2 separate regions of the Mus musculus genome follow, and region 1 is linked to region 2. A link is a loop called in an ENCODE intact Hi-C map of the cell type or tissue named here. Cell type or tissue: heart. All regions are shown on one strand. Links, peaks and the distances in the headings refer to the core of each region. The heading gives the core; the rest is flanking DNA.

Region 1 (10,907 bases), core at 993-8,992, 190 kb before region 2:
GGTCAAAGTGCCTATCATAATGATAGCGGAGCAGTAGTCAGTCCTGTCTAAAGATGGCATCTTATTGTCCCCTCCAAAGCTCAGGAAACACTGGGGAGAAAGGGATGGAAAGATTGTTGGAGCTGAACAATAAGGTGGTATGCCACAAAAAGATGTCAAATGGACACAAAAAAAGACTATTGTACTCATGAACTCACTGCTGTTAAGGTAACCTGCACAAGGCAGAGTCTATCAGCACTCCCTCAGGGTTAGGGGAGGTATTGGCAGCTAATGACTGCTGGGGGAGGGGGTGGCATTTTCATCAGTGGTGTACCCATCAAAAAGTTGCCCATGCTCATTCAACCAACCTTAACTAAACTCAGTGAGTCATACAGTCACACAGAAAAACACAGACACATGCACACATGCACACATGCACGCACGCACGCACACACACACACACACACTTTTAAAAGGCATTTTATTTGAAAGGAAACTTCTTGGAAAGAAGAAAAGAGACAGAAGAGAAGAGCAGATAATATGGGTGGAAATGACTGGAGCATATTATACATACACATATATGAAACTGTCAAAGAATAAAGTAATTAAGTTAAAATTCTTTAAACTATTGGTCCTGTGGAGGTTTGATGCCCCAGCGTAGGGGGATGCTGGAGCAGTGAGGTGGGAGTTGGTGAGTGGGTGGAGGAGCACCCTCATGGAGGCAAATGGGAGGAGGGAGAGGGACGATAGGATGGGGAGGTTGTGGAGGGGTAACCAGGAAGGGGGATATCATTTGAAATGTAAACAAATAAAATGTAAAAAAAAAAAATTCTTTAAACTAAAGTTTAAAAGTCAGACATGGGAAGGTTAGGATTCTGTGGTCAGTTAGCCTAGCCTAACTAGTCAGTTCAATGAACCAAACAAGTGAGAGATGCCCTCTCAAAAATCAAGGCAGACAACACCCAAAGTCTCTTCTGGCCTCCTGAATGCACATACACATGCAACCTCCAACACATAAACACACGCACACACTCACATGTGTACACATGTAGAACAGTTCCATCTCAACACCTTTAAGATAAAACTTGAAGCTGGAAAGCTATTTTTATAATTTTAAAGTGAAAAGTATGAATAATATATATAGTCTAATCAAACTAGAAAAATACATATATAGACATCAAAGCAAATGACTTACATTAGTTTTTTAAAAGAAATGGCCATAGAAGTAAAAAAAAAAAAATACTAAGTCTTCTTATATCAGCATAAGAGACAAAAATTAGAATTATCTTAACACAATTTGTCTGGTTCTGAAGATCATACGTTTTATATGATTATAAAGTAAATAATAAGTTTTTAGAATCCTGACTTGAAAGATAAATAAGCAAATTTAGCAATACATACTGAGCTAGTGGTTAAAAAAAAAAATCACAAAAACTGAATTACAGATTTCTATTAATAAAACAACAGAGAAACATCAAAACAACATTAAGAGGCTACAAATAGTAATACCAAGAATGTGAGATGCTCTGTATCTATATCTAAGTTACCAAGGGAAAAATGAGATGGGAAAGGAAGCTACAGACTTTAGCTTAGGCTGGTAGCTGATCAGTGGCACAGTGTGTGCTCAGGATGCTCAAGGCCCTGGGCTCAATTCCAGGCAGCCTAACGTTTTACAGGAGACACAGAAACCAACTCGCATGCATGGAGCTCATGTGGTTCCAATTTGAGTGACCAGTTTTTAAAATAAGACACAATTAGGAATATTTAACATCAAGTAGTATCTGAATACATTTGTAAGTGTCACAATAGTGTTTCGGGGGGAAATTAAACCAGTGCCTGGACTCTATGACATATAACTGGGGTACAGCCCAAGCAACTTTGTGTTGCTGTTTATTTGTCTGTTCTGAGATGAGAACAGAATCCAGGATACCCATGAACTGTGTTTTATTAAAACTGTCTCAACTAATTTTAAAGAGCAGCCCATAGTGTAACCCATAGGTTACATTTAAAAAGTTATATAAAAAGGATAAATAACCCACCTGCTATGAATCTAATTAAGGGCTTCCAATAGTATTTTTTTGAAGATTGAACACTTTTATTGTTGACATTAATGACTAAAACTGACACCTACAAAAATCTTAAAAATTAAACTCAGCAGACTCTACCAGTGTTTACTTAGCTCTCTAATTACTTAGCTTCCTAAACCAGGTACTATTTTCTTGGCTTCCTATACATATAGAAAAATAAAAAAACAAAAGCAACAGTAATGAAGGTATTAGCTTATAGAAGCCCAGGACTACCAGAGCTAGTAACAACCTAGAGTCTTAGAATCAAGAGATTAGTGAGATGACATCGTCAATAAAACAACTGGAATAAAGGGTTAAAATCTCTAAAGTTAACAGAGAATATCTGACACAACTCCATTCAGATTTATCCATCCCTCTCTTACCTCACATTTTCAAAACTTACACACGACCAGCGCAGAGAGCACAAGCTAGGGAAGGTAAGCAGAAAAGAAACCGCTTCAGTTCTCAAGCAACCTGTCTCTGACACAAAGGAGAGAGGGCCAATAGCACTCAATGAAAGAGTCATCACAGAGTCTGTGGTTTGATGCCCATGCAGGAAGGCTTTCAAGGCATACAGTGATGTAGTCTAGAATACTTTTTTTCCCCCTAGAATACTTTTGAGATAAGGGGAAAAAAATTGTCATTTGATTCCTGAAATTTAGTGTTATAACTTCAGCTATTATTTTATGATCCCTACATATTTAAGAAGGTCTTAGTAGGTCTTTAAAACTGAGGTAGAGTGCTTCTTACTATGGTAAGAGGATATATGGATGTTGAGAGCCAACCACTTAAGGGAAAAAATGATGACCTAAGCTAAACGGGAGCTGGAGTTTTCTATGTCTGCCTGTGAAAGGCATCAAGTTGAAGCCTGAAGGGAACTCAGAGGATTATTCATTAGACAGGTGGGATACTGAGTAAGCAGGTTCCGTCACTGTGACTGAATTAGCAGTCAGACAGGCTACACACTGTTGAGATTAAACCAATGCTCTATGAATATTTGCTAAGCTAGTTTAAGACGAGTTTAAAATGATTAGAACTAAGTAAGCAAATACTATGCTCACATGGGCGCTAACTTGACTTGTGCTTCTGGTTTATGAGAACTTCTGAGGCTTTGCTTTCAGACCATTCATCTTCACAGGAGTTCTCTGAAATGGCTTCTGGGCTTCTTCTGGTCCTATCATCTATCTTTGCTTGGAAAGACAAACACACAATGTGTTTTTAACTAGACTTTAGGAAAATGTAGGCTTTATTGGAGAAGAAATCTTCACTTAGGTATTTAACAGGGTTGATAAATTCTCTAGAAAAAGTCTGTGTTACTTAGAAATAAATGTCCTCATTCTGTTTGGTTTTGTTTGTTGGTTTTTGAGACAGGGTTTCTCTGTATAGCCTTGGCTGCCCTGGACCTCACTCTTCTTAAACTTAGCTCTAGTGACATTTTCCTACAGAAATGTTTCAATGTTTCAATTTCTTAAGAATGTTGATCTTTGAACTTCTCAGTCACCTAAAAATAATTTCTAACAGACAACTCTTTTTAAGGCTGAGGAAAAGATTAGTAATTAGTATCCTTAAGAAGTATATGGCCTCTTATTAATGCAACAGTTCTAGAAGGTGCCACAGTACATAATAACACACATACACACACACACACACAGAGAGAGAGAGAGAGAGAGAGAGAGAGAGAGAGGAGGGAGGGAGAGACAGAGAGACAGAGAGTGACAGAGACAGACAGAGAGAGAGAAGAGAGAGAGAGAGATCCTCTATATAGAAGTAATTTACTGCTATATACTTACAAGTGCTAAGAAGACATATGTGGCCTCGTTTATACACAACTGTAGCCTTCAGAACTATTTTCATTTCATTTAGTTTACACTACTTTATTTTGAAAAAAGCAGAGTATTATATATAGCTTTTTAAAAAATGGCTTTCAAGCCATAATGAGAATGAAAAGTATTTTAAGTGCAGACATTAAACTTTTTATGTGATACGGGGGAATACACACTACAAATTAAGAAATCTATTTCTAGACTCAGTTTCGCCTGTAACCAACTACACAGCTTCTTGCAAGTTAATTATTATTCTTAAGCTGTGAAGAAAGTAATTTATATTCAATGATGCTAATCTTAGCTTTCTAAGAATCTACCACAATTCAAGTATTCTCAAATGCTGTCATTACGGTCCAATTAAATTCCTCTCATGTTCACATATGGAGTTAGACCTTCAGTTTTTGTCTCAATTTGACCTTAAGAAGAGGCCAAGTAAGTTGCATACTCAAGATAGACTTCAGAAGAAGAACTGGGGGAAGATTCTTTTCTAAGATGGGATGGTGTTGGGCAGGCAGGGAAGTACCAAGCACCTAGGTATGCAGGAGAGCTGGTTATTCTCCAGTTCAGAGCACTGACCAAGATTTATGTATGCTTCTAGGGTGCAGAGGTTGCAACAAGGCTAGCAGGAGGCTCTAGCAGAGCCTGTCAGATAATCACATCCTCCACCTTTTCAAATTCCTATTCTCCCAGTCGACACCAAACCAGACTCCAGTTCCGGGTTTCCAACCAATCACATTAAGCCACAACAGAGGGCTTTGCCAGCCGGTTTCAAGGATCCAGAGAGAGATTCACACGACCCCAACACCTGTCGGCTTCTAACGCCCCTCCATGTGGGAGAAAACATTAGGTGTACCCTAGGTCCCTTAGGATTCTGGTGCCCCAAGCAGGTCCTCAACGTCCACAAAACTGAAACGAACTCCAGGGGCCTCAGCGGTGACCTCCCTCCCACGGATCACTCACTCCCCCCAAGGCGAATTCTCCTATTTGCAGGTTCCAAGCCCTGACTGTGCTTTCGCAGGCCTTGTGGACCGCAGGCTTAAGGAGCCAAAAGAACGGCCAAAGTGAAGGTAGTGCCCGGGGGTGCACGCCTCGCCAGCGGAGGAGAGTCGAGGCAAGCAGGGGGCTGCACCGTTCCCCCTCGCGGAGGGCGGGAGGCGTTCAGGGACACAGTCGGAGGGTTTGTCACCCCGACATACACTCACCAGGAGCAGCAAGGAGCATCTGAGGTCTGCTAAAGACAGGAAGACCGCAGGATTCATGGTAACGACGGGGTCGACGGCGGGGTCAGGAGGTGGCGGCTGGGACTGGACCGGGCTAGAAAAGGGCTGGGCTCCGGGGCCGGCGGCAGCGGCACCTCGTCCTCTCGACCCGGAGCTCCAGCGGCGAACACCCGGGACAACTTCCAGAGAGGCCTCTCACGCCCTCACTTCCGGGTCCTGCCCATCTCGAAGCACGTCGGGAAATGTAGTCCATACTGTAGTTTCATTGACCATGTCATCGGAGAGCTGGGACTCTCTTTCCCAGTAAGCCCTGTGCCCACGACGGCCAAGCCATCTGTGCGCGGGGCTCTTCGGGATTGGAAGGGACCGCGTACCTCTGTGCCTCCGGGACGGGAACTACAATTCCCAGAGGGCTGTGCAGCCTGGAGCCCCAGGCTACTTCTTCAGAGCTCCCGGGCTCTAGTGTCCTGGGGTCTGTTCCTGTGGGCGCAGTGGCCTGGCTTGGCGGTAGGGGCGGCCCCGTGAGGGTTGTGCCTCCTGGGGCGGCCCCGGGACGCCATTCTTGGAGTCAGGGGTGAGTAGGAAGCGGTCCAGCATCGGCGGCTCGGGTAGGATGGAGAGCACCGCCCCGGGCTGCTGCTGCGTTTTCTTGGCCCGCCTGATCTGAGGTGTGGCCTGAGCCTCCATCCCTGGCCTCCAAGCTGCTGCCTCTTCTTTCTGTGCTACTTCCTCCGTTATATAAGGAGAATCACCACTGGGGCTTCGGTCAATCACTTACCCAGGGTTGTTTCAGAGGGTCCGTGAAACGAAGAGAACAGGGATGGGAAAGCATGCTGTAAACTGTAAAGCGCAGTGCCCAAGTGGCCGTGACCACTTCTTACAGTACAATTACGAAGTAACCAAGTAATAAAGGATTTTAACTTGGTGTATGGTAGCTTTCCAGAATCTTCTGTGAACATCCAGCTAGATCCACGTGCCTGGAAAGTTAGCCACATCATCACTACTTAGGAGGCATTCTTCATTTGTGATTCTCCCTACTCCAGTTCTTTGCTTCAGCCTTCCTGCTGCCTGAAGTGGCCTTACCCTTTTTCTTTCTGGCTTGCCATCTCAAGTGTCACCACTTCTGACATTTGATTCCCCTGACATCTGTCACAGTCACCAAATCTTTCTTCCTAAGCAGAATTTCTTTTTTCTGTGTGTGAGCTCAGCACCACTACGTTTGCATAGCAGTAATTAGAGTGTTTATTGCACAGGCTTATTTTATAATTATTTAATGATGATGATACATTTTAAAGCACTAACAAAGTGGCTTTGATTTCTTTCTATAAAAAATTATTTATTGGGGTGGGGACAACAAGGAAATGAGCATCTCTGCTAAAGGAGAAGAAGGAGGAGGAGGAAGAGGAGGAGGAGGAGAAAGAAGAAGAAGAAGAAGAAGAAGAAGAAGAAGAAGAAGAAGAAGAAGAAGAAGAAAATGATGAAGAACTAGCAACAGCACCTAGAGGAATGGCTTTCCCAGGGAGACAAAATTAAAGTGTAGTGGAGCCAATACTTAAACCCACTATTTCCTAAGGCAGTGGCCTTATCAATGTAACATTCATCATGTTCTCTGACCAAACCCAAGTTTCATTAAAATAAGAAATTGATAAACAGTAGGATTGGTTATGGTGGTATATGCTTGTCCTCCCAGCACTTGAGAGGTTGAGATGGAAGGATCAGGAGTTTAAGGCCAGTGTGGGCTACATAATAAATTCCCAGGCAACCTAGTCTTTGAATTTCAAGACCCTATCTTTCAAAAAATAAAGGGAGAGAAAAGAAAGAAAAGAAAGGAAGGAAGAAAAGAACAGAACTCATTATTCCCTGAAGCTAAACTTTGGTCTGATTTACCCTTTGGACTTGAGACTCACCCATGACATTTCATAGCTTTCACTTAGCACCAGCTGAATACCTATTACTGTGCTGACTGCTAGAATTGTGGTTAAGCAATATAATTATTAAAGAAATAGAAATAACTATTTTAACATTTTTCAAAGTAGCAAGTAAGGTTTTTTTGTGGTCTAGCAGGCCTAAAACTCTGTTCACGTTGGATCCACAATGATGTTTTAGAATTCAGAACAGTACCTAGAATAGTTGGCACTCTACTTGTTAAATAAACAGTTAACCGTTTTAATTTTTCATATTTACTAAGATCTAAAGACACTCTGTGATCATTAACACAACTGAGCCAGGAACTCAAATGTAGTCTACTTTCACTTCACTCATTGTTTTGTAGTCTCTCAAGTGATTTTGCTACAATCCTACATGACACTCTTCGTTCTACCATGTCAGACATGCTCAGACAAAACAGAAGTGGCTCCCAACACTTCTGGTTTTTTGTTTTTTTTTTTTTTTGCCAGATGTTTACTAACATTGTCAGCAAATTAAATGAAAAGCTAACCTTTACTATAATTTACTATTTTCTAAATTAGAACAATTCAATAATCCTTGTCAGTTTCGAAAGAACTACGTCAGAAACATATGCAAGCATGTTTAAGGCTTTCTACAATGTCAGATTTTAGTAAATGACAATAAAATCACAAAGTATAATGGTTCCAATGGTAGCCTTTTGCTAGCTAATCCCACCTACTTTGGTAATCTGGCCAGGGCATATGTAGTTTGTTTTTTTTTTTATTCTGATCTCAATTACTATTATTAACTCTCATATCAAAATGGCACACAGTAAATATGCAGATATGTGGTTTATAGAATGAATACAATGTAAAGAAGCTATGACAGTGCAAGCTCAGGAGTGGGCTGATCAAAAATTCAAGCATATTCTGTCTTGATAAGTAACAACCCTAAAACAGTTTTAGAGCAAGCCGTTGGCTGTTCAAATCAGACCACAAGAGAGTCAGGGTAGAGGGCAAAGATGTAGTTGGCTGCAGAAACAAGAGGACAGAACCAGATTAGAAGAGGAATAGTGGATTTGGGTCCAGACAGGCTCATAGGTGGATGGGCAGATAGCAGTCAAGTAGGCCAAGTCAAACACCCAGGGACCCAGCTGACCCTCAAGGAAAGCTAAGAACTGTGCTTGCCAGTCCTTAGTGCACACATCCACTAGAACTCAGAAGATAGTCTGGTGGGGGGTCATTGCCCCTGCGTTGCTGGGTGTCTTCCACCCCATGGTTAGGAAGTTACAACCCACCCTTGGTCTGACATGTCCAGTAAGTGGCTTCCTTGGTATGATTTTAATATGCTCATATCCTCCCATGGTCTCAGTATACCTTGAAAAGTGTATAGGATGCCGCCCTCTCTGTTCTCAGGAGTAAGTCATTGATCAGTCTGTGCTTCAGTGGTAGCTGGGCAGGAGTTAGTGTTTTACTTCCATCCAAGAGCACAGTCATCATCTACCCTCAAAACAGAGTTCAAAAGCAGCTAATAAAGTGGAGTGTCTCAGGACCAGGCACAGGCCGAAAACCCTCCATTTTACTCAATATGGAGTAACTTAAAGCAGGACGCTGGCTAACCTCAACAAGTATTGTATGGAATCATATGACCTTCGAATGTATTAATCTTAGAAGTCAATGTGACTTTTAAACTCTATGCCTAATGGAAATGTCATCTTTTCTCATTCCTTGAGAAAGATCTCTAAAGAGCCCAATTTTCTAATCTATAGTTAAGCAAGTTGTACAGAAGCCATCCAATTTGCCATGTCAGCAGTTGTAGAAGTAGGAGTGAGTTTTTAAGTCCTATTTAAATATCTATAATAAATCATATTTGGCACTCACAAGACAGGTTTGAGAAGTATTTCTGCTTGTACTCACTGTACTCAATTTCTGTTTCAGGTCACTAGGATTGTGGAGAAAACTATGAACATATCCGAGGATGTACTCTCTACGGGGTCCTCATTAGCATCTCAGGTTCATGCCGCTGCAGTTAATGGAGATAAAGGTGCCCTTCAGAGACTCATTGTTGGTAAGCAGTCCCCTGTAAACTTAGATGCTGTGTCTGACTGGAGAAATGGTTTATTTGGTAAAGTTGTCTGCCGCACAAGCATGAGGACCTGAGCTGAGAAGCCAGTGTGGTATATCTGTAATGCCAATTCTGATGTGAGGCAGACAGGAGGATCTTTACAACTCATGACTGGTCAGCCTGGCTGAATTGATGAACTCAAGGTTCAGTGCCTGTGACATAGCTTAGCAAGTGAAGGTACTTGCTGCCAACCTGAGGACTTGAGTTGGATTCCTGAGACCTATCTGGTGGAAGGAGAAAAACAACACCTGCAAGTTTTCTGACTGCCGCATGGATATTATACCACACACACACACACACACACACACACACACAAAACTCCTGCAAGTTCTCTGACTGCTGCATGGGTATTATACCACACACACACATTCAAATATCAAATGAATATATAAATGTAATTTTTTTTTAAGGAAAAAGGTAGAGAGCAATTGAAGATGGGACCCAGTGCTGACTTCTGGCTTCTGCATGTACGTGGTTACATATACAAATAACAAAGAAATGCAAACTAATAAAAACAACTCTGTTCTTAGGGAGTTTATTGATCATTTAAATTTATAATACACTTAAACATTTAAAAATATAGTAGTTATATTTTATTCCAGTGCTTGGACAAGAAAGAAATTAAATCCTGAAGGTTCACAACACGGATTAGGATGAAGCAAAAATTACTTGGTAAATTTACTATACAATATAGTCAAAGTATTTAAGTTTCTAGGGAGAACATTTTGTTCTAGCGAGAACAAAATGAATATTGTACAGAATTAAATCCAAAATGGCTAAAAAACTTCAAGAATTGTCGAAAACCCCAACCCACATAATCACAAGTCTCAAAAGAGAACAAATTGAATGAAAATAAACATTATTTGTAATGTTAATAGATGTTACTGTTTGATGAGGGCATGATTGATTACTTGGGCAGTAAATTTGAGAATACTTGAACCTTCATTCTTGTTTCTTTAGAATAGTTTCAGTTTACACCCCCACATTTCCCACCTGTGAACTCTAACCTCTTGCACACCTCAAGGGTGTTTCTGTTCGTTGGGACTTTTCTCTATACCCTCTATTACCCGGCTCCCCATCACCACCATTTTGCTTTGTTCTCTACTACTAAACAAAGTCTTACTTCTTTAAGGATGAAATAAATGGTCTCAAATTTTGTATGCACTACAAACATTCCTCTCCCTCTTTCAGACACATTATTCTCACTTCACCTCAAGTTGCCTGTATCCATAGTTCCTCCTTGGAACTTGATGTCTGGGGCCTTCACATCACTCGTCTGAATGTTCTGTCACTGAACTAAAACACTTCCAGATCACTTACTGATGAAAAGCCTCCCCGAGCCTTCCAACCTATTATCTTCCCTAGTTTTTAACCATCAGTTTCTGTTTGTCTGTCTCCCTAGTCAGCTTGACTACTTAGTCTACTATTAAAACTTTCTCCTGGAAAAATTCACATTTTTGCTCACATCCTGTTTTACCTAGCTATCATACTTCCAAATCTGGATGGACCTAATTTATATACCCTTGACAACTCCAGAGCAGCCAGTCATAGCTTGAAAATGTATATATACTATGACTATTTATGATCCCTGCTTCAGAAATTGCTCTACACTCAACTGCCTGTCATACTACAGTCCTCTGTTGTGAATGCTTGGTACCTTCTTGTCTGCTGAAACCTCAGCTCTCTGCTGCTCCTCCTCCTTCTTTTCTCAGATCATACCTTGTGATCCCTAGAGAAAAGGAGGCATTAAGTAGGAACTCCCTCATCTTGTAGAATGATATCTACAAATCTCCCTATATTTGTACCTA
Region 2 (10,450 bases), core at 1-8,000:
TTTTTTTGGTCATTCTTTAATGCTGTCAGAAAGAATGGAGACAATGATTAAAGCAAGGATAAGCGGTAAAAAAATAAAAATATTGTTTTCCAATATTTCTATTACTCTAACACCTCAAACATCACCATGAATCATGCCATCAATAACAATGCCGAAGAATCAGAATAGACAACAGGCAAAAAACCATTAAAGCATGCAAGAATTAGTTTGGTTAAGAAATGCTGAAAACAAGTCATTAACAACAACAACAAAAAAAAAAAAAAAAGGAAAGAATCTTGTTCTTTAACAAAATTCTTTCTTTGCAAGGTTTTCTGAACCATATAAAATTGTCAATGTGCAGTGGTGGCACACGCCTTCAGTTCCAACACTTGGGAGGTACAGGCAGGCAGATTTCTGAGTTCGAGGCCAGCTTGGTCTACAGAGTGAGTTCCAGGACAGCCAGAGCTACACAGAGAAACCCTGTCTTACCAAAAAAAAGAAAAAAAAAGAAAAAAGAAATTGTCAGTGTGCTACACAGAAACCTGAAATTTTTTGGTGTTCTTTTTGTTTGGTTTGGTTTGGTTTTTTTCCCCACTCTGGAACATACCACAGGTACACTTCTGTTAGAAATGCACAGTACTCAGGATTTAACAAAGTGTGAAAATTTTGCTATTTTTAATGAAAGAGATAATTAGGTTAAGTTTCATGAATCAAAGCTAGATGCTACAAACCAATCAAACAACAAATCAAATCAAAACAGAACAGAACAGGTAGGACCCAAGCAGGCAGTAAGGAAGAATGAGTATCTTATGAGCAAGAAAGCCAGGTAAAGGTCAGGAGTGGGAACATGCCTGCTAAGGACAGAAATAAAGGCACATTTTCATCGTTATAGTCGTAAATAAAAAAACAAAAAAACAAAACAGTATCCACCCTCTGCACCCCTCCCCCACCCCAAAGGTAAGCAACAAGATAACAGGAAATGTGATTTAAGAGGAATAAGAAAAGGACTAGTCAGGCCACTAAGTAAACAACTCAAGCACAACCAGATCACCTTGTACTTTTCTTCATTCTCCATTACATTCTTTCACCTTCCATTCCAATTTTCTTGCTCACCAACCCTTTAATCTGCATGCTTCCTGCCCATTCCAAAGTCACTGGCTTTAAATAGTCCTTATTTCTACCCGATTACTACTCAAGCTTCCCACTGGTAAATGCTTTGTCTACACTGTCTCCTCTATGAGCCCCTGGCCATGGTCATCAGACAGCTTTCTACACACAGATGTGACAAGGACAGGGAGCTTTCCTTGCTCTTATTCTTTATAAATGGGGCACTCCCTAACCATGCCAAGGCACCAAGCCTCGGCAGGCACTCAGGTGGCTCCCACAACCCTCTCCAGCTTTTCTTAAAGCTCCTTTCACATTCTTCAAAAATAATAAATTCTGTCTTCCACTGCACACCCAGTTGAGCACTTCTGGTCTAACAGAATTACCTTAGGTCATAAAGTCATAATGCTACACATGGGAGATTTAAAAGTAAATAAATAAAAGTTTACAGTGCTGATAGAATGAATGGATGAATGAATGAATTCTGCTAAGACAGCATATCCAAATTCATAGATTTATGACCTTAGGACCCCTTAAGTAGAAGTTGCCTACTACACAAGAGGCTAAGAGCTGGCTTTAAAGGGAGCACAGTGCATTTGCCTGTGTCAATACTAGACCTGCAGAAAGACTGCTTGAGCTCAGGCACTTTGAGGAACCTGATCAATACAGCAAAATACCATCTCCATTTAAAAAAAAAAACTATTTCTAGAATCGGTGTGATTCTTATCCAAACATATTTTCTACTGTGGTTATGTATCTATAAGCCAAGGTACAGTTACCAGATTTTACCAGATTAAATAAGTAATTGCCCTGTCCATGCTTACCATACCCAGAGCTGTAAGCTGACAGTTGTTTCAAGCACACATGCATGTGTTAGTCAGCCTCAGGACCAACACCTACCAAACATACAAGCCTCACACACCCAGAAAGCCCCGGGACTCATCCCTTTTAATACAAAGCTGGTTTTTACCTATTAAGCAAGCATACTCTGTAAGTTTTTTCTTACAATTTTATCAGTAGTGTTTCCAGAGATAAAAGAAAACGGTTCACAAGAAAGAAAAATTGACCCTGTGACATCTTGCATTATCCTCTAGGCACTCTTTCACGTGTGATGATGGGTCGGTCGGTCTGTCTCTAGCAATCTACATCAGACCTCATTCTCAGTAAGTTGTGCCGTATCACTTCAAGTACACTCTCATCAGTCTGCTAGGAAAATTATGAGGGCTAATAACTTTTAAATCTCGACAATTATTTACAGAAACATACTGACAATTTTTTTCCCACTAGGAACTTGGTTAAAGTTCCATTAGATGCTGCTATTATTTCCATTTAAAGATTTTCGTAACACTGGAAGTCAAATAGCTCTACTAGACTAGACCACTTTTACAGCAGTAGATAGTACAAGGAAGCTAACTCCAGCCTCGGAGCCTGAGCTCTCACTGGACTTGATCACCTTTTTGGTAAGCTTGAAAACTCACATACACATACACATACACATACACATGCCTGCTGCAGGTCAGTCTTAATGCTAACCTGAGCGGAAGAAAGACTGCAACTTAAGCAGACTCCCAAGTAGTTTGCCCTGCGGCCAGCCCATTACCTTTCCTCCTTATTTCCAACTATTCCCGCTCTCCAAAAGAAAGGAAGAAATCAAGGAGAGAAAGTAAGCATTGCAGCAGTTGGCCTACGGTGATTCTCTCCAACCCTTCGCGTCTCCAAAGTTCCCCAAATTCGAGGGGGCAGAAAGAGAGGGTCCTCCGTCAAGGGGAGGGGGAGGAGGGCAGCGATCAGATCCGCCCGCCCGTTTTCGAGCTCGCACACCAAAAATGGAAACTCCGTTTGTCTTTTTTTTTTTTTTTCCCAAAGAAAAACCATGGTTCCTATACCTCAGTGGACGTCGAGTGGAGTCTCTGGCCCGACCCCCACACGCCGGCCTAACACCCGCCGAGCCTCCGAATCGGACCGCGGCCGCTTGAGGCGTTTCGGAAGCCCCTCGGCCGGCTCTCACGCTCGGGGTGGGGGGACAGCTAGGACCCCGGCCGCCCTACCCGCCGCCACAGTCCGTCCCTCCGCCTGGGCCTCGCGTGTCCGCGCCCCAGAAGAGCCGTGCAGGACAGACAGACGCCGCTCACCTGAGAGCCCGGACGGACCCGGAACGCGGAGACGCGGCGGAGAGCGAGCGACCGTCAAGCCCCGCAGGAGCACGCCGTGAACCGCCGGCCGCAGGCTTTCCGCTCGCTCCCAGAGCGTGTTTTCAAATCGCCTCGTCCTCACGCGGACGCGTCTCCTTCCGCCGCCCGGAAGTGGGGGCCCTCCCTCGCCGCGCTCACGTGACCGCAGGTCGCAATCGCGCGCAGCCGGAGGGCGGGTCCAGATTTGCACGCCACGCCCCCTCTAAGAGGGGCTGCGCCGGAAGCTGGAGGAAAGAGAGGAGGGTCTAGGGTCCAGCAAGCCGAGTCAGGTCTTCCAGCATCCTTGGCTTGGAGGATGTTGGCTGGTTACAGCTTGAAAGGCGGTCTTCTCCCCCCAAGGACTTCAGTTCTTCAAACCTGGAGCTAGAGAAAAGTATAAACTGAGCTTAATTGAGGAAGGAAAAAGTTTCGGACAGCAAAGATAGCATTTCTGGGAAGGGTAACCTGGACTAAAGGCAAATAGACAAATGCTAAGAGGTTACAAACTATACCTTGTGGCAGAGTCCCGGAAACCTAGGACAGGGTTTTCCCCAATTCAACATTTTCAGCATATAATTAACTTCTACTAATCAAAGTAAGTGGATTTAGAGAAATTTGAGACATTAAAATGCCTACAAAGAAGATGTGAAGAAAGAAATCTTGAAAACAAAACCATCTAAAGATTGACTTAGCCACATATAAGGAAAAGCATACAGATAGAGTGTCAGCCTAGAGTCAAATTTGTCTTTGCAGCTTCCTACATATAAGAACTAGAAAAGCCTAATACCTTATATTGAGGTTCAATATACGAAGTAGGGATAAAACGATAATAACTAAATTCAGGAGACCCAAGCATCAGAATTAAGGTCACACCTCCTCTGTGTTAATGAATAAAGAATAAAGCCAAAAAGCCACCACACAGACAACCTCCCCTCCCCCACCGCACCTGCCTTGGGAGTTGATGACATTATATGTAAAACTATAAAATAAAAAAAAAATTATAAAGGCTTATGCCACCTAGATATGCCCCCTAAACTCCAAAATGCTACCAGCTTATTCAGAACTTCTCCCTTCAGCTTTGCAATGTATATCTATCTCAGTATCAACAAGGACTAAAAGATAACTCTGCACATCCATTCTGAAATATTTTCCTACAACCTCTTCACCTTAAATAGCATCCCATCCTGCCAGTTACTCAAGCCAAACCTTAAAAGCTGGCATCTTTCTGAGACCATGTGGCTTCTAACCCAGGAGAAAAACCAGCTGGCTCTGACTTCCACTATTAATCACCATCTCCCTGGCTACCTTCAAGGTCCACATCACCCCGATCAGAGGAAAGAGCCGGGAACACATTTCTCTCCATCTTAGACCCCATACAGTCTAACATTTGCAGAGCAGTTCTCGGAATATTTTTTTATATATGGCAAAGCATGTCACTATAAAACTCTTCGGTGGTTCCCCATGTCACTTACCCCCCCAAATCTAGAGTCCTTCTGATGGCCTCAAATCCTACCATATTGGAACAGTCCTTTGCAGTCCTCTGAGCACTGTTTTGCTATGTTCCCTTTTCTCTCTGTTCCTGTGACCTTCACTTCTTTGCTCTCCTTAAATACAAGAGACGTGTACCCCTTTATCTTTCTAGTTAGACCTTTTCTTTATATTCCTATCTGCCTGAAGTACACAACCCAGTAAATCCACTGGACAAATTTCCCTCACTTGAATTTGCTCAAACATCTTCTACCTTCAAGGTATGCCTATCCTGGTGGCCTGAATTAAAAATCATAACATATTGTCCTACATATAGACATTTCCTTCCTCTGCTCAACATTTTTCTTTCTTAGGGTGTACCACCTTCTAATGTACTGTATAATTTACATACCGCTTACTACCTGTCCCCCTCACTCACCACTAAAATATATGTTTCATGTTGCACCTCTGTTTGGTTCAGTCTATATCCTAAATACCTAAAATAGTGTATGGAGCATAGTAGGCCCACAATAAATATCAACAAAACACATGCTATTTGGTAATGTTCAGCCATAGTTCTTTTGTTTCCTATTTTGGTGTAGAACAGAGATTATAGACTCAGAGAAAAGCAGGCCTGGTGGCTTTGTGTGTGGCTAATATAAATATTAATGGTGTGGGAAAAAAAAAAAGCAGTCACTTTCGAACAATGGGCAATATTTACCCTGAAGGAATGCAGAGCAAAATTAAACCCCCAGAAATGTTTATAAGAAATCTAGTCTTTAAATATGGGTAGTGTTCTTTGGATTTGAAGTTGGTCCCCAGCTAACCACACCATTGAGAGGTGATTGACGCTAACTCCATGGATGATTTAATTAGCTTACCATTGATAAGTTCAGACTGAATAAGCAATAAGAAGTAGTTTTGGTTAGAAGGAAAGGCTGGTGGGGGTGAAGCGCTCCTGGCCCTTTTGAGTATGCCTCTCTCTCTCTCTCTCTCTCTCTCTCTCTCTCTCTCTCCTTCTCGGCCACTTCAAAGTGAGCCTGTCTTTTCTAGGTGCCACAGGGCCAAACCAGCAAAGCCGGTTGGCCATGAAGTGAACCCTATGAAACCATGAACCAGAGTGAATCTTTCCTCTTTTAAATTGTTTATCTCAGGTGGTTTTTGTCAGAGCCATAAAAAGTGACTGACACAATTGCCAAACAGATAACATTCCCCCTGAGTTTTAAAACTGTGTGTGCCAACAAAACAGTTATGAACAGGCTGCTAGTTTATTGTCTCTACTCTAAAACATGAAAACTGTGAGCATAAAGACTGGACTTCTCAACTTGTAAGTGACAAATTCTACAATTACAAGGAATATCTACTTAGAGATCTTTGTTACATAACAATACTAATTAGCAAGATTTCTTGACCTAGGCCAGAAAAGCACTGTTTACAGTAAACAGGCATTCTAGAATGTAAAGAGGAGTGTATTCCTAACACTCGCTAATTGGCCACACAAGTGTTCATTTCTTTGGCCCTTACAAAACCAATTGGCTAAAATAATAGAAATACATTGGCCTTCAGTTCTGGAGACTGGAGTCACTAGAAATCAAGACATCAACAATGTTGATTGCTCTTCAGACTAAGAGAGAGAATCTGCCCTATTCCACTCCTTGCTCCTGGAAGCCTTAGATATTCATTGCAGATCCTATTCTCTGTATTGTGCACATCGACTACCCTGTAGGTATGCCTCTGTGTGTATGTGTTCAAGCTTCCTACTTTCATAAATAATGCAAACTAAGGGGTCTTTGAAATGAGACAGCCTGAGGGTCTTGATCAGGTTTGTATTCAGGCAGGAAAAATCTGAAGCACAATACGTAGCACGGCAAACAGAAACAACGGTTTAGAAAAGATGTTTATTGGGGGATGAGCAGATGCAGAGAGAAAAAGGACCCACTGCAAAGCACAAATCCAGTCTTGAGGCCTAGTGGTCCTCTCAAGTGTTTAGTGTTGGTCAGTTTGAAGAAAGCTAGAACGGTTTGATTGGCCCAGAACTGTTGTGTGACATGGCCTAAGCAGGCCTTGAGCCTGTCCATCAGCAGGGGGCCTATTGGCTTATCTCAGATTTTGTCTCCTATTGGGCTTTGTAGGCTTTTGTCTCCCAATAGGAGACAAAATCTTACAAAGCCTTAATTTTAAGCTGCCAGGCTTTTGGCTCAAGTCAGGAGGGTGAGGAACAAGTTGGCCCTCTTGGAAATCTACCACCTTTCTTACTTCACCATGGCTCCCCTGCCAGTCTGCCCAACAGGGAGTCTGCTTCTTACTGGCTACTCCTAGTGTCTCATAAAGATACCACCAATCACATAAGATTGAACATGCCCTAATGACCTCATCCTAACTTGATCATTCCTATGAAGACCTCATTTCCAAATCAACACATCCAAGGAAACTGGAAGTTAAAATGTCAAAATGCCCTTCAGGGGACACAATGCCATCTGTATAGATGTCAAGATCTGTATCCCTACATCTCTACAATATATTAACAACTTCTTTCCCTTTTTATCTATGCTCTGAAGCATGACAAAAATCCTAGCTTAAGCCATACATTTTTGTGGAGTTGAATTGCTAGTCATTAAGCTAGTGCCCTTCAGTTTCAAAGTTATTGCCTGGGCTACATAGGGAGAACCCTACTGCAGGAAAATACAAACAGAAACAAACAAGGGGGAAAAAAGGATCAAATGCTTACTTGAAATGTCAAAAATGGAAGAAAGGACAATGAGCTACCACCAGTGAACAACCACAGGAAGCAACTACTTCCATATATCAAAGACAACAAATGGACAGAGTAGGGGATGATAGATGTGAGTGCTTAAAGATAGAATCCACGTAAGACTTCCAGAGACACAGACATGTTGGCTACTGCCACAGAGGTGGCTTAGTGACACTTCTCTGAAAGAGGCAGAAAACCTGTGAACTGTAATCAAAGGCAGCGTCAGAATGGAGTAGCCACCTAGTAACCACTACCTGTGCTCCCGTGACAGTGACTAGCAAGGGACAAGCAGAAAAAAAGCAGTTCCCTTCTCTCTTCTTCCTTTGTTCTCCCACTCCAGGCTCCCATGGGCAGGCAGCAGCAGGGAACCAACTAGCAAAGAAGAAATTAATGTGGTTTGTGGATTTCCAGACCCAGCATCTCAAAGCAGAATACAGACAGGTATCTTTGAAGCTGGGGATATAGCTTAATGATCAGCACTTCAATGCTATAAAAATTTAAACAATGGCATAAAAGGACATATGCACCAGGGAAAAATTATACAATGCCCATGTAATTTAAGAGGTTAGAGGTTTGTTTTTGTTTGTTTTGTTTTGTTTTGTTTTTTTAAGGCAGGAAGCCTTGAACACATTAAAGAGAAAACAGATGTGTTTCACAATTTAAATAGAATTACATGGGGTGTGGTATGAACCTTAGCAGTAGAGCACATGCCTGGAATCAGGGAGGTCCTGGATATGATCTCTGACCTGGGAAAAATTATATATGATGTTTAATTTTAAGAGAGACAAAAATTATGAATGACAACTCAAAACAAATTATTGAGATTATCAATGAACAGTGATATCAACAAGACAGAGAGCAGACTGTTCAAGTTCACTAGGCTGCTTGATCTATGACACCATTTAATTCCAATGTTCCTCTGATCATTTCTTTGTCCAGATGACCTGCCTGTTGGTGAGGGTGGAGTATTGGAATATCCAATTAATTAATCTAATTAATTAATTAATCCACAGTGATTAATGTGTTGGGATTAAAGTGTGTCACACCTGGCTTTGAAGTGTACCTGTTTAGAACTGTAATGCCCTGGTGATGAGTTGTTCCTTTAGTCCACACAATTTTCTTTATTTATGATTAATTTTAGTTTGACATCTGTTTGCTTCCTAGTTCTATTTGCTTTGAATAGCTTTCTCCATCCTTTCGGTCTAAGGTGGTGTCTATCTTTGATGGTGAGCTGTGTTTCTTGGAGACACCAAGAATGAAGACCTCCTGATTTCTAATCCATTCTGCTAGTCTGTGACATTTGATCAGAGAATGAAGGCCATTAACATTTAGGGTTACTATAGAAGGTCATGTATTAGTTCCTGTCCTTCTTTTGATTTTGTGTGTTTTTGTCCCCCTTTGTTTAACTGCCACCTAGCATCATCAATTGTTTTCCCCACACCCTCTTGGAGGTGTTTATCAATCTCTTCAGCCTGAAGTATTCCTTCCAGAATCTCTATAGAACTTGTTAGGTGGTTACACATGTCTTTAAGCCTGCTGTTATTATGGAAAGTTTTTCTTTCTACAGTTATGACTGAAACCTTGCCAGGTGCATGATTCTGGTGTGGCAGCCCCAGAACAACTTTCTTGGGCCTGGAGAATGGCTCAGTAGTTCAAAGCACTTGTGCAACTCTTCTTATCACATAGTCAACTCACAAGTGCCTGTAATTCCAGTTCCAGGGGAGTTAGCACCCTCTCCTGGCCTCTGTTAACACCAGGCACACACATGGTGCACAGACATACATGCGGGTGAAACATCCATATACATAAAACTAATAAATAAAATCATGTGCTTCTGTTTATATGAATTTCACCATTTTGAAAAATGAGTCTTTAGAGGGTGAAAGATAATGAAAGATGACATAGAGTGGTACCTGGGAACCTCCATGGGCAGTGGAAATGATCTGTTCTCTGTCCAAGTCTGGGTTACAGATGGGAATACATTTTTCAAGGTTTATAAGCCTGTTTTCTTAGGCTCTCTGTGACTCATGATTTTAAAATTATGACTTTATGATACAAGCAGCTTTCTCACCACTTTCACTAAAATATTTGCTGTGTTTACACATATTTACATTTGACTTTATGCCAAAAATTGTATATACATGTATACACAATTCCAAATTTCTCATGATGATTATATAGCTTAGGTATTATACAATCATAAATGGCCTAATGCTAGCAGCAGTTAAGTAACTTAATGTCACACAGAGCCCGGCAGTGGTGACACACACCTTTAATCCCAGCACTTGGAAAGCAGAGGCAGGTGGATTTCTGAGTTTGAGGTCAGCCTGGTCTACAGAGTGAGTTCCAGGGAAGCCAGGGCTATACAGAGAAACCCTGTCTCAAAAATAAATAAATAAATAAATAAATAACAAAAAAGAATGGTACACAGTTAACTGATGACATCATGAAGTCTTGTCATGGTGCTGTTAATTCTCTTACTTCCGATGCCATTTATGATTCAGTCTCATAAACAGAAAAAAACCTGTGTTACTAAGAGTTCAGGTTTACTTGAACTTTAAACAACTTTGACATAACTTCAGACTCATGACCTGTAGAACTATAAGATAACAAATGGTTATTATCCTAAGTCTCTGTGTTCACAAAAGCTTGTCATACCAGCAGCAATGAAAAAACAGATATTTTTGCTTTCTTCCAAATTGGGCACCAGTCACTGCCAAAGGGCTTTCCACAAAGAATGCTACAGTAGCTCCCAAATCTGTAGTAACCTGCAATGCCACCTTGTAAATCCAAGGCCAACCTTGGCTACATAGCCAAGTTGTACTCTGGGCTGCATAATGAGATTCTGTCTCAAAACAACAAACAAACAAGAATCAAAACAAGGGCTGGAGAGATGGCTCAGTGGTTAAGAGCACTGACTGCTCTTCCAAAGGTCCTGAGTTCAAATCCCAGCAACCACATGGTGGCTCACACCTAT

Evidence for each region. A loop is a pair of places that touch in the nucleus more often than their neighbours do. Peaks named below come from ENCODE experiments on the same cell type or tissue, not always from the same donor. Only the 100,000 strongest peaks of a DNase experiment are listed, where the experiment ranks them.
Region 1: it touches region 2 in a loop (3-fold over the local background); 1 of 42 quality-filtered maps calls a loop at or near these places.

Annotation. Positions count from the first base shown.
Region 1 is chr4:48,274,314-48,285,220 of GRCm38, forward strand. Erp44 (endoplasmic reticulum protein 44) reads right to left here and starts at 5,276. Exons shown (of 12, transcript NM_029572.3): 1 at 5,071-5,276. The coding sequence starts at 5,127. It overlaps Invs (inversin), which reads left to right and starts at 5,447. Exons shown (of 17, transcript NM_010569.4): 1 at 5,447-5,662; 2 at 8,913-9,042. The coding sequence starts at 8,937. In heart, for the core only: no CTCF peak of the experiment used is centred there; a DNase peak (open chromatin) is centred at 5,398; H3K4me3 peaks cover 2,535 bases; H3K27ac peaks cover 1,959 bases.
Region 2 is chr4:48,470,051-48,480,500 of GRCm38, forward strand. Tex10 (testis expressed gene 10) reads right to left here and starts at 3,413. Exons shown (of 15, transcript NM_001355740.1): 1 at 3,216-3,413; 2 at 1-22. The coding sequence starts at 13. In heart, for the core only: no CTCF peak of the experiment used is centred there; a DNase peak (open chromatin) is centred at 3,411; H3K4me3 peaks cover 2,479 bases; H3K27ac peaks cover 1,345 bases.